Regions from separate parts of the Homo sapiens genome. Here all the other regions are linked to region 4. A link is a contact called in ENCODE Hi-C or POLR2A ChIA-PET data. All regions are on one chromosome and are shown on one strand. The core of a region is the stretch at or near the end of the contact, and the rest is flanking DNA. Distances in the headings are between cores, read along the strand shown. Region 1 holds the start of GLE1 (GLE1 RNA export mediator). Region 2 overlaps PTGES (prostaglandin E synthase). Region 3 holds the start of TOR1A (torsin family 1 member A). Region 4 holds the start of DOLPP1 (dolichyldiphosphatase 1). Region 5 holds the start of SWI5 (SWI5 homologous recombination repair protein).

Region 1 (2,700 bases), core at 22-2,521, 580 kb after region 4:
ATGGATTACAACTCACTGAATAAAATAGAAAGCACCTCCTTACAGTAGAATGCCAACTAACAAATGCAGAAGGAATAGCGGATATAAAGAAACAGGATCTGGCAACGTCATAGAGGTATCGATTCATGTGGAAAACATCAATGAATGCTAAAGCCATGGAGGATTAAGGTTTGCCCAGAAAAAAGGATACTGGTATTATTACTTCCCAACAATTACTAAGGGAAAAATGACGAATTTTAAACGGAGAGACCAGGCAGATAATAACGTAACCAGGTGATCAAGATTAGCATCACCAGTGTTGGGATGGGTTGACATCTGTGTGCCTCCTCATGTGACTTACTGAGAAAGCCATGGCATCATTTCTGTGGTATTCCTGCCAAGAATGCTTAACCTTGGTCTGGTGGTTTGAAAGCACATATGCTGGCAGTCAACCTACAGAATGTAAGGTCTGTATTTTTCAAAACTGTCAACAACATAAAAGACAGGGAAATACTTTAGGATTGTTTCCCAAGAAGTCTGAGGATGCAGGACAACGCCTTATCTGTAGCTAACTAGCAGCGACTCGGGAATGGGAGCTCGGCCTTAACTCTCCACATCCCTCCACTTCTCGCGCAGAGCTTTGCAAATGCTAGGTACGGTGACCACGCCCCCATTCACTTTCCAGGTCTGCCAAATCAATCTAAAAATTTGGTCATTTCACTAGTAGCAATGGATTAGGTCGTGTCAATCGTTCGTCGCAAACTCTAGAGCTCCCAGCACATGAGACATACAGTAAGTTAACTGAACCTGGGGCCGAGATTGCTTTGACAACAGCAGAACGGAGAAGGCGCCCAACTGGCGGAGGGTAGCAATGAAGCCTTCAGAGCGCGGGGCACCTGTGAAGTCAGGGGAGCTCCCCGAAACGCTAAAATAGGCTGAAGAGGACAGAAACCCCAGGACAGAGGGATGTACACACAGAAGTCAAGAAATAAATGCAGGTTGTTAGACTGCACGGGTTCCCGGGAGCAGAACGTGCCAACGGCTAGGGAGAAGGTTTCGGTCGCGAGGGGCCGGAAAGGCCTACGTCCTCCGGGGCCACCGCTCACCTCGCGCCGCAGCAGCCAGTCGCGGTAGTAGCAAAGGCGACCTTTGTCGGAACTGCGTAGGGCCTTCAAGGTCTCCCAGCAGCGACCCTCAGACGGCATGGTTGGCTAAGGGGCAGCTTCTCTGACGCCCCCCTTCTGACCAAACAAGCCCTCGAATCAGCCGCCGGGAAGGCCACACAGGCTTCTGCTTCCGGGACGCGCGCGCAGCACAGCCCCGCCCCTAACGCCTGCACGCCCCACCTCCGGCGACGCTCCCGCGTTCCCGCCCTCCCACCAGTGCGCCTGCGCGCAGGGCTTGGCTGTCGGGGCACGTTCCGCAGAGGTAACCACCGCTCCCAATCCCCGGGGCTGCTGAAAATTTGTCTGTGCCTTGAGACTGTGCAGAAACTGGAACCCTCATACACTGCTCATGGGACTGTAAAATGAAGCACCTGCTGTGGAAGACAGTCTGGCAGTTCCTCAAAAGGTTAAACAATTACCATTTGACCCAGCAATTCTCCTAGGTAAATATATATATATATATAAAATACGCCAAAGAAATGAAACCTATGTATATATAAAAACTTGTCCATGAATGTTCACAGCAGTGTTATTCATAATAGCCAAAAAGTGAAAGCAACCCAAACGTCCATCCATTGGTGAATGGATAAATAAAATATAGTACTATGTGCGCGGTTCCCGAGTTCCCCCGCTTTCTGTGCACTGACCAAGTATCAGAGTGCCTTGACCGCCCTGTGACCCAGCCAGCTGCAAGTTTTTTCCTGCAGACTTGCAACCAAACACGGGCCTTGCATATCCCTAGGCACTAAGGATATCTAGGTTATTGCCCAAAACGCTGAAACTGACCCCTGCTTTTAGCCAAATTCCATAAACCCTCATATAAACTTCATACCCTGACCCCTCGCTGGGGATGTACCTAGGTGAAACACCGCTTCTCTCTGTCTGTCGCGAGAATTGCTGCAGCCCACTCTGTAAGCTTCCCTAATAAATGTTTTGGGTTTAATGCTGCTTTTTTGAGACAGAGTCTTGCTCTGTCCCCCAGGCTGGAGTACAGTGGCTCGATCTCGGCTCACTGCAACCTCCGCCTCCCGGGTTCAAGCGATTCTCCTGCCTCAGCTCCCCGTGTAGCTGGGACTACACGCGCCAGCCACCACGCCCAGCTATTTTGTATTTTTAGCAGAGGCGGGGTTTCACCATGTTGGTCAGGCTGGTCTCGAACTCCTGACCTCAGTTGATCCACCCACCTCGACCTCCCAAAGCGTTGGGATTACAGGCATGAGCCACTGCGCCCGGCCATAGTGCTTCTTTGGAATCCCAACCAGCCCTGTTTGGCAGGAGGAAACACCACATCTATATAATGGAATGTTATGGGGCCATAAAAATAAAGTGCTGATGATACGCTGCAACATCAATCTTGAAAGCATTATGCTGAGAGAAGCCAGTCATGAATGGCCACATGTTGGACAATTCCACTTATGTGAAATATCCAGAAGAGACAAATCTATAGAGCCAGAGAAACTTTATGACTAGTTGCCAGGGGCTGGGGGAGGGGAATGGGGAGTGACTGCTAATGGGTATGGCGTTTCTTTTTTGGGAGTGATGAAATTGGTTGGCT
Region 2 (2,700 bases), core at 101-2,600, 660 kb before region 4:
ATCTGGCTCACTGCAGCCTCCGCCTCCCGGGTTCAAGCGATTCTCCCGCCTCAGCCTCCTGAGTAGCTGGGATTACAGGCGCGTATCACCATACCCAGCTAATTTTTGTATTTTTAGTAGAGACGGGTTCACCATGTTGCCCAGGAGGGTCTCGAACTCCTGGCCTCAAGTGATCCACCGGCCTCGGCCTCCCAAAGTGCTGGGATGACAGGCATGAATCACTGTGCTCAGCCACCATCTGGAGTTTTAAAAGGCTCCCATGTGAGTCCCTGTGATGGCCAGGCCAGGGGACCCCTGCCAGTTCTCTGTGGAAGCAAGGCTGGGGTCTTGGGTTCCTGTATGGTGGAAGCTGGGTGAGCCAAGGACAGGGCTGGCTCCTCTGCCCCCGCTGACGCTTCCCTTGCCGTTGGCTTTGGATGTCTTTGCTGCAGTCTTCTCTCTGGCTCAGGTGTGGGTGGGAGGGGCCCACAGGAAGCTCAGCCTTCTCCTCCCAAGGTTTGAGTCCCTCCAAAGGGCAGTGGGTGGAGGACCGGGAGCTTTGGGTGACCAGCCACTCAAAGGAACTTTCTGGTCCCTTCAGTATCTTCAAGGTTTGGAAACTGCAAATGTCCCCTTGATGGGGAATCCGTGTGTGTGTGTGTGTGTGTGTGTGTGTGTGTGTGTGTGTGTGTGTGTTTTCTCCTAGACCCGTGACCTGAGATGTGTGATTTTTAGTCATTAAATGGAAGTGTCTGCCAGCTGGGCCCAGCACCTCGTCTTGGGTTGCGCGTTCCTGGTGTTCCCTGCTGCCCAAGCTGGCCTGATGCTCCAGCGCGCTGGGCGTTCTTGCCGGTGACTGTCTACAGCCAGTTTGGCGGGACAAGATCTCTGGCGCAGACACCAACGCGCCCTGGCTGGGTGTTAATCACACAGCAAGCAGCAGCCTCCTGCCTCCCGTTGGGGCGGGTAAGGTGGCATCTGGCGAGGTGAGCCAGGAGCACCCAAATCCTGCCCCGGCCAGGTCACCCCTCCCTGCGGGGCTGCCCCGCCCGCGGGCTGCCATTATCAGCTCCGTCAACCAGGACACGGAGACTCCAGGAGGCCAGCGCCCGGAAGTGCGGGGCCAGGTCTGAAAGTCGGGGCTGCCAAAGTCCCTGGGCGGAGCCCCTGTGCTGCACGGCCTCACTTTCCCTGAACGCCCCCTCCCAGCACCCCGAGGCCGGAGCCCCTCTAACGGATGGGACCTGCCGTGCCGGGGGTTCTCCAGCAGCGCAGGGACCCCAGGCCCCGCCAGAAAGCGCCGTGAGGCCCCGGGTCCCGTTCGGAGCTGAGAGGGGAAACACTGCCCCCTGGTGGTAAGGGGACGCCTCTGTTTTTGGGCCGCGGCGGCTCTCGGGAGAGAAACGGGAAGGGCGCGATCCAGTATTGAGCACCTACTGCTTGCTAAGCGTTGGGCTGGGCATACTAGTTGGATTTTTTTCCAACTTATGTCTGTAATTCAAGCACTTTGGGAGGCCGAAGTTGGAAGATCTGAGCCCAGGGGTTTGAGACTAGCCTGGGCAACAGAGCTAGATCCCTTTTCTACCAAAAAAAAAAAAAAGAATTAGCCGGGTGTAATGGTGCCTGCCTATGGTCCCAGCTACTCGGGAGGCTGAGGCAGGAGGATCGCTTGAGCCTGGGAAGTTGAGGCTGCAGTGAGCCGAGATCCCACCACTGCACTCCAGCCCGGGCAACAGAGGGAAAATGTCTCAAAAAAAAAAAAAAAAAATCCCCAAAACAATCCGAGGCAGGAGGGATTTCCGCTTTCTAGATGAGGAAGGTGAGGGTTTTTAGATGAGAGAGGCAAGGTTCACAGGAAGGAGGCTTGTAGGGGGTGTCTCCTCACAGGGGAGAGGTGACTTGCCTGCTGTCCCTGGGCTCGGACAGTGTAAGGCCAGAGGGAGGACAGATCCCAGGGCAGGGGCCATCCAGGAGGCGAACCCAGCGTGCATTCTTGTTGTTGTTGTTGTTGTTGTTTGAGATGGAGTCTCACTCTGTCACCCAGGCTGGAGTGCAGTGGTGCCATCTCGGCTCACTGCAACCTCTCCTTCCCAGGTTCAAACCATTCTCCTGTCTCCGCCTCCCGAGTAGCTGGGATTACATACAGGCATGTGCCACCACACCCGGCTAATTTTTATATTTTTAGTAGAGACAGGGTTTCACCATGTTGGCCAGGCTGGTCTCGAACTCCTGACCTCAAGTGATCTGCCTGCCTCAGCCTCCCAAAGTGCTGGGATTACAGGAGTGAGCCACCGTGCCTGGCCACAGCAGCGTGCGCTTTTATATTTATATTTTCCTTCCTGGGGAAAGAGGGGCTCTGTGGGCAAAATAACCTGCTGGGAACCCACCGGACCCAGGTGAGCAGGGGCATCGGATGCCCATGGCAATACTGTGAACCTGGGGCGTGGGTGAAGGAGGCGGCCCCCACCACACTGGAGCCGCAGAGACCACGAGACCATGAGGTCCCCTGCCCGGCACCGCCCCTGTTCTGTCGGCTTGTGAGTGCCTCCTCAGGGTGGGGTGGTGCCCGATGCTGGGGTGGCAACCTCATCCTGCCCCCCGTCCCCATGCATGCAGCTCCAGCCTGGGGTGGGCGGGCTCCGCAGGACGGCGCCCGTGATGACCCCAAGGCTCAGCGCCCTGATGGAGGCAGATGGGGCCTTTTAACCCCTGCTGGGGAGC
Region 3 (2,700 bases), core at 137-2,636, 740 kb before region 4:
GCAAAATCCCCGACTCCTTACGTGTGGGCTGTGCATGGGGACGTCCTTCCAAAGAGTACAGTAGAGAAAAGAGGGGTGGGGGGACCTGACAAACACTACTTCAGTCAAGTGATCAAGTCAGCACCAACAGTGGTAAGTAACGTTGAACAGTAAGAACCCTTCCTTGGTAGGATGTGATGAGCATAGCACTTTACCTCTGTGATCTTCCTTCCAAAACGCCATAACGCTTGTCTAATCCTGAGAAAAACATCAAATCCCAATAGAGGGCCAGCCCACCAAAGATTTGGCCAGTACTCCTCAAAACTATCAAGGTCATCAAAAATAAAAAGCTGAGGCCAGGCGCGGTGGCTCACGCCTGTAATCCCAGCACTTTGGGAGGCTGAGACGGGCAGATCATGAGGTCAGATCAAGACCATCCTGGCCAACATGGTGAAACCCCGTCTCTACCAAAAATACAAAAATTAGCCGGGCATGGTGGTGTGTGCCTGTAATCCCAGCTGCTCAGGAGGCTGAGACAGGAGAATCGCTTGAACCTGGGAGGCAGAGGTTGCAGTGAGCTGAGATCATGCCACTGCACTCCAGCTAAAATAAAAATAAAAGGCTGAGACACTGTCATTAACAGTAGTCTAAGACATGACAACGAAATATAATGTGGTATCCTGAATGGAAACCTGCAGCAGAAAAAGGCATTAAGTAAAAGGAAGGAAATCTGAATAAACTACACTTTAGTTAATATGACAACAGTGCATCGTTAATTTTAACAAATGTAGCACACTAATAATGTAAGATTTTAGTAATAGGGGAAATTGCAGGGATGGGTGGCACATGGGAACTCTCTACTATCTTCTCAATTTTTCTGTAAATCTGTTCTAAAAAATAACGTCCGTTATTATTATTATTATTATTATTATTATTTGCGGGGAGGGGACACAGTCTTGCTCTGTCTCCCAGGCTGGAGTGCAGTGGTGAGATCTCGGCTCACTGCAATCTCCGCCTCCTGGGTTCAAGCGATTCTCATGTGTCAGCCTCCCCAGTAGCTAGGGCTACAGGTGCCTACCACCACACCCGGCTAATTTTATATTTTTAGTAGAGACGTGGTTTCACCATGTTGGTCAGGCTGGTCTCGAACTCCTGACCTCAGGTGATCCGCCCGCCTCAGCCTCCCAAAGGGCTGGGATTACAGGCAGGAGCCACCATGCCTGGCAAAAATAACGTCCATAAACAAAAACACGTGGCCAACAGGGGCGGAGCAGAACCGAGTTTCCGGAAGCAAAACAGGGCTTTGTACCGAACAAAGATGGCGGCCGCCGGCGTCGGGAGGAGGGCTGCCCTGAAGAAAGATGGCCTCCGCGAGAGGAGGAACCGGAAGCGTGGGTCTGGCGGCTGCACCGGTTCGCGGTCGGCGCGAGAACAAGCAGGGTGGCGCGGGTCCGGGCATGAAGCTGGGCCGGGCCGTGCTGGGCCTGCTGCTGCTGGCGCCGTCCGTGGTGCAGGCGGTGGAGCCCATCAGCCTGGGACTGGCCCTGGCCGGCGTCCTCACCGGCTACATCTACCCGCGTCTCTACTGCCTCTTCGCCGAGTGCTGCGGGCAGAAGCGGAGCCTTAGCCGGGAGGGTAGGCTGGGGCGGGGGCTGGAGGCTGGGGCTGGGGCTGGGGCTGGGCGATGGCACTAGGGCTGAACTAGGACCAGGGCATGGAGAATGGAGGATGGAGGCCGGGGGATGGCACCAGGGCCGGGCTAGGACTAGGGCTGGAGCGGGGCCTGGGGGCTGGGGCTGGGCGATGGCACTAGGGCCGGGTTGGGGCTGGGGCTGGGGCTGGGGGATGGAGCGGGGCCCGGGGGCTGGGGGTGGGGCTGGGGGATCGCACTAGGGCTGGGTTAAGACCAGGGCGGTTGGCTGGGGCTAGGGGATTGAGGATGGTGGATGGAGGCTGGGGGATGGCAGTAGGGCCGGGCTAGGACTGGGGCTGGAGCGGAGTTTGGGGGCTGGGGCTCAGGAGCGGGGGCTGGGGCTGGGGCTGGGGCTGGGGGATGGCACTAGGGCCAGGCCGGGGTAGGGGTCACATCCCAGGAGGGCCGGGCCTGGGCAGAGCTGAGTCCGCGGGGGCCGGACCCCGGAAGCCAAGCGGCCGGCCTGCAGGATGAGGCCTGGCTCCTCGGCCATGACCACAGACGTGCCAGACTTAAGTCGGAGACCTGAGGAGCCAGGCTGCAGGTTGGCCTACTTTGCGCTAAGCTGGGGGTGGACCAGTGGTAACCTCCCTCCGAAGTGGGTTCTGCCTCCTTTCTAGCCTAGCGGGAGACAGGAAGGATGGTGAGGACTCTTCCGCAGCCGACCAGGAGGGACCAAACTGTTTCCTTTCCCGGCTCTGCCTTGGGGTGGGAGGAGCAGCACAGGGGTTAGGGGTGCAAACTGGTGGCAGTGGCAGTGGCACCAAGGGGCTTTTCGGGAAGGAGTCGGGCCAGGGCTTTAGAATAGGCAGGACCAGCAAAGGGAGGGCTCCCTGGACCGCCGTCCCCTCTGGGCCAGGAGCTTACAGACCGCAGTACTTGAGGTTTCGCAAGGTGCTTGGAGGGCGTCTAGACGGCTTTGCTGGCTTTCTTATGGGCTGTAAATGTGGCTACATTTTGCCGCTGTTTCTTCCCCACTCCTGATTGGCTTTGTCTTTCCCAGCACTGCAGAAGGATCTGGACGACAA
Region 4 (2,700 bases), core at 116-2,615:
GCAGCTGGTTTTCATAGTGCAGGAATGCAGGGATATTTCAGGCCTGTTAAGCATTCTAAAAACCAGAGCTAGCCCAGGGCCTAGCACTCAGAAGTGTTCAGTGGATATTGACTGAATGAATGAATGGATGAATGAATGGTAGACAGGCAGGCAGGCAGGGCCCAGGACCTGGCAGGGCCATACCACCCCCAGTACAACCCAGAACACCAGCGTCAACGTTCTTTGGCATTCAGTCCTGGTGCCCTCAGCGGACCCAGGTTCTCACATCTCGCAAGACAGCAGCATGAGCAGGCCCTTCCCAGGCAACCAGGGCTCAATGAGGGGCTCCAGCCTTCCCTGGCACTCAACCATCTTACCCAGGGAGGGTCTTGCAAGGTGGGATAACATTAACTGCAGGTATTTACTGAACGCTTACTGCATGCCGGGCACTGTACTCAGCCCTTCTTGTGCCTCCTGCTATTTGATGCTCATACCATCACCAGAAGGTAAGCACTGTAATCAGTCCCACTTTAGAGATGAATTAACTTAAGCAGAGGCAGGCACCTGCACAAGGCCTCAGCCTCAACTGGAGCCCAGATGGGTCTGACCCCCACGCCCAGGCTCTGCGCCACTCTTACTAGACAGCCTCCAGAACGCCGCTAATGGACCTCTCAACTGGAAAGCCCTGCACTTCGAGAGGTGTGTCTGATGGGAAGCAACAGAAGTCAAGTTCCCGGAGGCTGCCCGCCCCCTCATCGGGTCCTCTCTGTTGTGGAATCGTGCCCTGCTCAGGGCGTGGCACCACAAGTACTCAAAAGCCTGGCTTCGGCTTGCACACTCCCAGCAACGGGGAGCTCTTTCTCTTACAAGCAGCCCAAAGCACTGTTCGAAGGAAACAAGACACTCCCTGCACGCTGGAACAGGAGTGCGGCCTCTCTGGGACAGGGGAGGGCGGGGAAGAAGGGCCAAGGTCCAGGCCAGGGATCTTTTCTCGCCTCACACAGATCCTCAACCCATTTCAGCCCACCGGCGCCCCGGGACCCGGGGGAGCGCCCTGGCCGCGCAGCCGCAGAGTGCGCGAGCGAGCGCCTCACAATTTCGCCCAGCTCATCCTCGCACCACTGCGCCTGCGCGGCGCGCGCGCCGGCCGAGCCCCTCCGTGGTTCACTATTTGACAGTTCCCACCCCGGTCCCCCGGCGCCCCCTCCGCGGGCTCGAGCAGGCCGGAGCGCCCGGGACTGAGAGGCCGTCCCTGGGAAGGCGTCCTTGGAGCCGGGACCGCCTTTTACCTGCAGGATATTCGACGTGGGTGAGGGTCACCGGCCGCCATGAAGCGGGGAGCGAGCACTGTCCGTCCGCTGCCATCTTACCCGGAGACCGGGCTTCTTCGAGCAGCCAATGGGGAGCCAGGGGGGCGGTGGTCCTGACCTATCACGCCGGGGAGGCGCCGTGCACCCAATCGGAGGCCAATATAGGTAGCGGCGCAGCCATTCAGCGTGCAGGCCGTGGGGGCTGGCCCGAGCGGCGAATCAGAGAGCGGGGCCCCTGGGAGCCAACGAGCCGCCCCAGCTGGCGCCCAATCTGGGGCGAGCGCAGGTAGGCATCTGGCCAATCAGAGAAGGGGAGGGTTCCAGCACCGAACAGGGAGCATAACAGCCAATCAGAAGGTGAGGCTGCCTCAGCTTGTGGGCAGGGCGGGCCAATCAGGCGCTGGCTTTGGGGGCGTGTTGAACTTTGGTGGGAGCTTTGGTTCGGCTGGGACCTGCGCCCTGAATGAAGGCTTCCCTGGTACCCCCTGCCGATCCGCGGTCTTGGGGACCTGCGCGTCCGATAGCGCGTGCTCGAAGAGGAGAGGCAACCTCAGCTCCAGGGGGTTTGAACCGACCCACTTTCAGTTACGAGTAAACTGAGACCAGAGAGCAGAGGGGGCTTATTTCCCTCTGCCCCATACTGGCCGGCGAAAGGGCAAGTCACACAGAGCAGGCGACCTTTTTGTCAAAAGTGTGTGGGGCGGGGCGCGCAGTAGGCGCCCTAAACGCTGGACTGAACAGAGAAGCTTAATTGATACTTAAGAGTGGAAGCTTAGCTACAGTTAAGGACTCCTTCCTCCTTTCATTCATTTAATAAAGATTTATTGATTCAGTCACGTCTATGCTACTTAATGAGGCGTCTTGGGAGCATTTCAAACAAGAAGTCGGTTTTCCACCTACCCCTCAGTTTTCCCAAGACATTCCTGCGTGAACAGCCACACCTTCCCACCCGCCTTCACCTCTCCTACCCGACTCTGTCTCTGGCTGGATTGGATTACAGTGCAGGTAAGGTGGGCTGGGAGGGCTCAGCCTCTTGTCTCCTGCCGCTAGCATGTGCTGTTTTTGTCTGTTTGTTTGTTTTTTGAGACAGGGTCTTGCTCTGAGGCCCAGGCTGGAGTGCAGTGGAACGATCTTGCTCAGCCTCCTGGGTCCAAGTGATTCTCCTGTCTCAGCCTCCCGAGTAGCTGTGACTACAGGCGCGCACCACCGCATCCGGCTAATTTTTGCATTTTTAGTAGAGACCGGGTCTTACCATGTTGGGCAGGCTGGTCTCGAACTCCTGGCCTCAGGTGATCCACCTGCCTCGGCTCCCAAAATGCTGAGATTACAAGCGTGAGCCGCCATGCCCAGCTAATTTTTTTTTTTTTTTTTTGAGACGGAGTCTCGCTCTGTTGCCCAGGCTGGAGTGCAG
Region 5 (2,700 bases), core at 145-2,644, 800 kb after region 4:
TTTTGCCTGTGGCTCCTGGAGGGCAGGGGGCTATCTGGCATACACCTGCATTGCAGCAGTTGCTAAATCAATGAACAAATACCAAGTCTTTCCCGATCTAACTTCTTTTTTGTTTTTGAGACTTGTCTAGCTCTGTTGTCCAGGCTGGAGTGCAGTGGTGCAATCTCGGCTTACTGCAACCTCCACCTTCCGGGTTCAAGCAATTCTCCTGCCTCAGCCTCCTGAGTAGTTGGGATTACAGGCCTGCACCACCACGCTCGGCTGATTTTTTTGTATTTTTAGTAGAGACAGGGTTTCATCATGTTGGGCAGGCTGGTCTTGAACTCCTGACCTCAAATGATCTGCCCGCCTCAGCCTCCCAAAGTGCTGGGATTACAGGTGTGAGCCACTGCACCCGGCCCTCACGATCTACCTTAAGAGTGGTGGTAGTTGTAGTGGCAACTCCATCTGGGGGATGAGAGAAGGAGTAGGCTGCGTTTTGGGGGTGGCTTGCCAGCGAAGAGGAGAGACTATTAGCAACGAAAGGAGTGGCCAGGGTGAACGCCAAGCATTTTCCTGACTGGGGAGCTATGGGTTTGTTTAAAGGCAGGGCTGGGTGAGGGGTGAAAAGAGCGAGGAGGAGAGATGGCTGGTGCTGGACTGGAGTGAAAGGCATCTGAGGAGCCAGGAGACAGGATGGGGAGGGAGAGGAGTTAGCCTAGGACAGGACAGGATAACACTTCTTTGAAGACTGGCGGGCATGAGGAAAGGAAGGGGAGGGATTCGGGAATGACCTGGCGGTTCTCAGTCGACTGGGAGAAGATATGGAAGAGGGCCAAGCGGGGATTGGCTGCTGTTGGGATGGGGAGTGGGGCCGGGAGCGCACAAGGGAAGGTCGAGGATGGGAAAGGGGGTGTGGGGGAAGAAATACTCACAGGGGATCGGAAGGCCCCGCGGCAACTTCGGGTAAGTCTTGGTTCAGTCCTAGAGAGGAATCCGAGGGGAAAGTCTGATTGGACCCACAGCCCGCTGTGAGGACGGGGTACTGTGGGGATGCGGGAGGAGGAGCAGTTGGGAAGTAGGAGCGCCAGGGACTGGATCCATCTGGAAAGGGGGCAGACACGCTCTCAGGATCAGGGTAGAGACCCTCTAGGAAGGGGGCGTTCTGAGACGGGGGTTGTCTGGAGCACTGGATGGGAGTCTTTGGAGGTGATTTCTGGGAAGGGAGAGTCTGGGGCAGGGCTGTGAGGAGTCAGGAAAGAAACTGTGGAGTCCGTTCCTCGCCCACCTCCTGAGCCCTGGGGTCCGAGGCCCCCGGATCAGGGGGTTCAATGGCGCAAGAGGGTCCAGCGCGGGAGTCGGAGAGCGACCTCTCAGGTGCACCGGGCCAGGAACTCTGACCCGGAGTGTGAACTGGCGCACAGAAAGCTGCGCGCGCACCCAAGGAAAGCCGGCCCCGCCCCTCTCCCGAGGTGGGCGGGGACAGCGGTTGCGTGCGCAGCTTTTGTTGTGACGCCACAGGTCCCTCTGGCCACGCCGCTGCATAGCCACGCCCCCTTCCGCTTCATATTTCTCATTGACCAATGGGCTTTGATCTTTGAGGCCACGCCCCCATTCTGCGCTCCAGTATCGCCCTGGTTACGCCTCCTCTGGCTCCGTCGCACAGCTGCGCGGTGGCTGACTGACTTCCGCAGTGGTTGCCGGGATCGCGCTGATGTGGCCCCAACCCCGCCTCCCTCCCCGCCCCGCGATGTCGGAAGAAACCCGACAGAGCAAATTGGCCGCAGCGAAGAAAAAGGTAAAGTGCACCGGGTCGCGGCCCCCCGACCCAGCCCCAGCCCCACTCCGATGGCAGGACCATGGCCAGAGTCTCTGCCACTCCTGAGGCACACCGGGCTGGGCTCCCCACGGCGCGTCCGGGCTCCCTCCACCAAAGTCTTGTCAGCCAGCCCCGCCCCCTCAGCCGCCCAGCCCCCGCCCTCGCCAGTCGCCCCCGGGTGACTTTGGGCTGGTGCTCCCGGGGCTCCCCGCTCCAGACTCGGCCCTCACCTCCTGCCCCCCGAAGTCCGACCTCCCTGGGCTCTTTGGGCTGGCGTCTCCAAGGACCTAGGACCCCAGCAATTCAGCCCCTGCCCTCGCCAGTGACTTTGGGCCCGTGACTCCCGGGGCCCCCCGCTCCAGACTCGACCCTCACCTCCTGCCGCCCCAAACCGGACCTCCCGGGGTTCTTTGGTCTCGGGTCTCCAAGGACCTGGGTCCTGGCCCTGCGGTCCCCTCCCCCATCGCGGAGCGGCGACTTGGACGTCGCGCTGATGTTCCCCCTAGGAGTGGAATGTAGTGACGTCACAATCCCCCTCGGAACCGTAATTAGTTGCGCGAGACCAGTCTTTGATCTTAGGACCCAGTCCCCTAAGTGTTCTCATCCCGCTTCTGGTTCCTCTGGTCACAGCATAAATTTCCAGCTGGAAGGGGATTGGGGACTATGGGACCTAGGAGGGAGAGGTTTCAGGCTGCCTTACACCCTTAACATAGACATTGACAGTGTGAAAAGCCTACACTTCACCCGTGAACTGAAAACATTGGCAGTATCTCTGGGTGGCAATGTGAGAACGGGATTGGTTTGGTTTTCCCCCAGGCTTCTACTCTCCAGAGAGACTTTAACATTTTTTTCTGACTTCTCCACCTCATATTCGAATTCTCCATGGTTCTGGGACCAGAGTG

Evidence for each region. Hi-C counts contacts between places; a loop is a spot of excess contacts on that map. ChIA-PET counts read pairs that join two places held with the same protein, here RNA polymerase II (POLR2A). Pooled maps may share reads with other maps.
Region 1: a map of B cell shows a loop between it and region 4 (29-fold over the local background). The contact joins the promoter of GLE1 here to the promoter of DOLPP1 in region 4. A Hi-C loop is called at or near these places in 1 of 168 maps with a recorded cell type or tissue (B cell) and 8 of 50 pooled maps. POLR2A ChIA-PET finds 5 or more read pairs at or near these places in 4 of 52 experiments (CD4-positive, alpha-beta T cell, T-cell, activated naive CD4-positive, alpha-beta T cell and 1 more).
Region 2: a pooled map shows a loop between it and region 4 (4-fold over the local background). The contact joins the enhancer-like site here to the promoter of DOLPP1 in region 4. A Hi-C loop is called at or near these places in 1 of 50 pooled maps. POLR2A ChIA-PET finds 5 or more read pairs at or near these places in 2 of 52 experiments (H1 and activated CD8-positive, alpha-beta memory T cell).
Region 3: a loop to region 4 is called in a pooled map, with 9 times the contacts of the local background. The contact joins the promoter of TOR1A here to the promoter of DOLPP1 in region 4. A Hi-C loop is called at or near these places in 8 of 50 pooled maps.
Region 5: a loop to region 4 is called in a map with no recorded cell type, with 16 times the contacts of the local background. The contact joins the promoter of SWI5 here to the promoter of DOLPP1 in region 4. A Hi-C loop is called at or near these places in 1 of 37 single-sample maps with no recorded cell type and 8 of 50 pooled maps. POLR2A ChIA-PET finds 5 or more read pairs at or near these places in 1 of 52 experiments (GM10248).

What each region holds. Positions count from the first base shown.
Region 1 is chr9:128,503,290-128,505,989 of GRCh38, reverse strand. It overlaps GLE1 (GLE1 RNA export mediator), which reads right to left and starts at 1,271. Exons shown (of 16, transcript NM_001003722.2): 1 at 1,086-1,271. The coding sequence starts at 1,184. RefSeq lists an enhancer at 871-1,030 and a silencer at 1,251-1,460.
Region 2 is chr9:129,736,386-129,739,085 of GRCh38, reverse strand. PTGES (prostaglandin E synthase) reads left to right here. Exons shown (of 3, transcript NM_004878.5): 3 at 1-737. Among named protein-coding and RNA genes, the nearest start is that of PTGES, 15 kb to the left of the region's middle. RefSeq lists an enhancer at 1,395-1,644. Within about 2 kb of position 1,350, at least 29 of the 41 ENCODE cell types and tissues checked have a DNase peak (open chromatin) inside an H3K27ac peak, as active enhancers do.
Region 3 is chr9:129,822,822-129,825,521 of GRCh38, reverse strand. TOR1A (torsin family 1 member A) reads left to right here and starts at 1,386. Exons shown (of 5, transcript NM_000113.3): 1 at 1,386-1,614; 2 at 2,676-2,700. The coding sequence starts at 1,437. RefSeq lists an enhancer at 1,192-1,501 and a silencer at 1,912-2,001.
Region 4 is chr9:129,079,776-129,082,475 of GRCh38, reverse strand. DOLPP1 (dolichyldiphosphatase 1) reads right to left here and starts at 1,365. Exons shown (of 8, transcript NM_020438.5): 1 at 1,269-1,365. The coding sequence starts at 1,344. RefSeq lists a silencer at 938-1,667.
Region 5 is chr9:128,274,970-128,277,669 of GRCh38, reverse strand. It overlaps SWI5 (SWI5 homologous recombination repair protein), which reads right to left and starts at 1,394. Exons shown (of 5, transcript NM_001318089.2): 1 at 1,268-1,394; 2 at 915-963. The coding sequence starts at 1,329. It overlaps GOLGA2 (golgin A2), which reads left to right and starts at 1,663. Exons shown (of 27, transcript NM_001366244.2): 1 at 1,663-1,777. The coding sequence starts at 1,694. RefSeq lists enhancers at 1,160-1,289, 2,150-2,199 and a silencer at 1,890-1,999.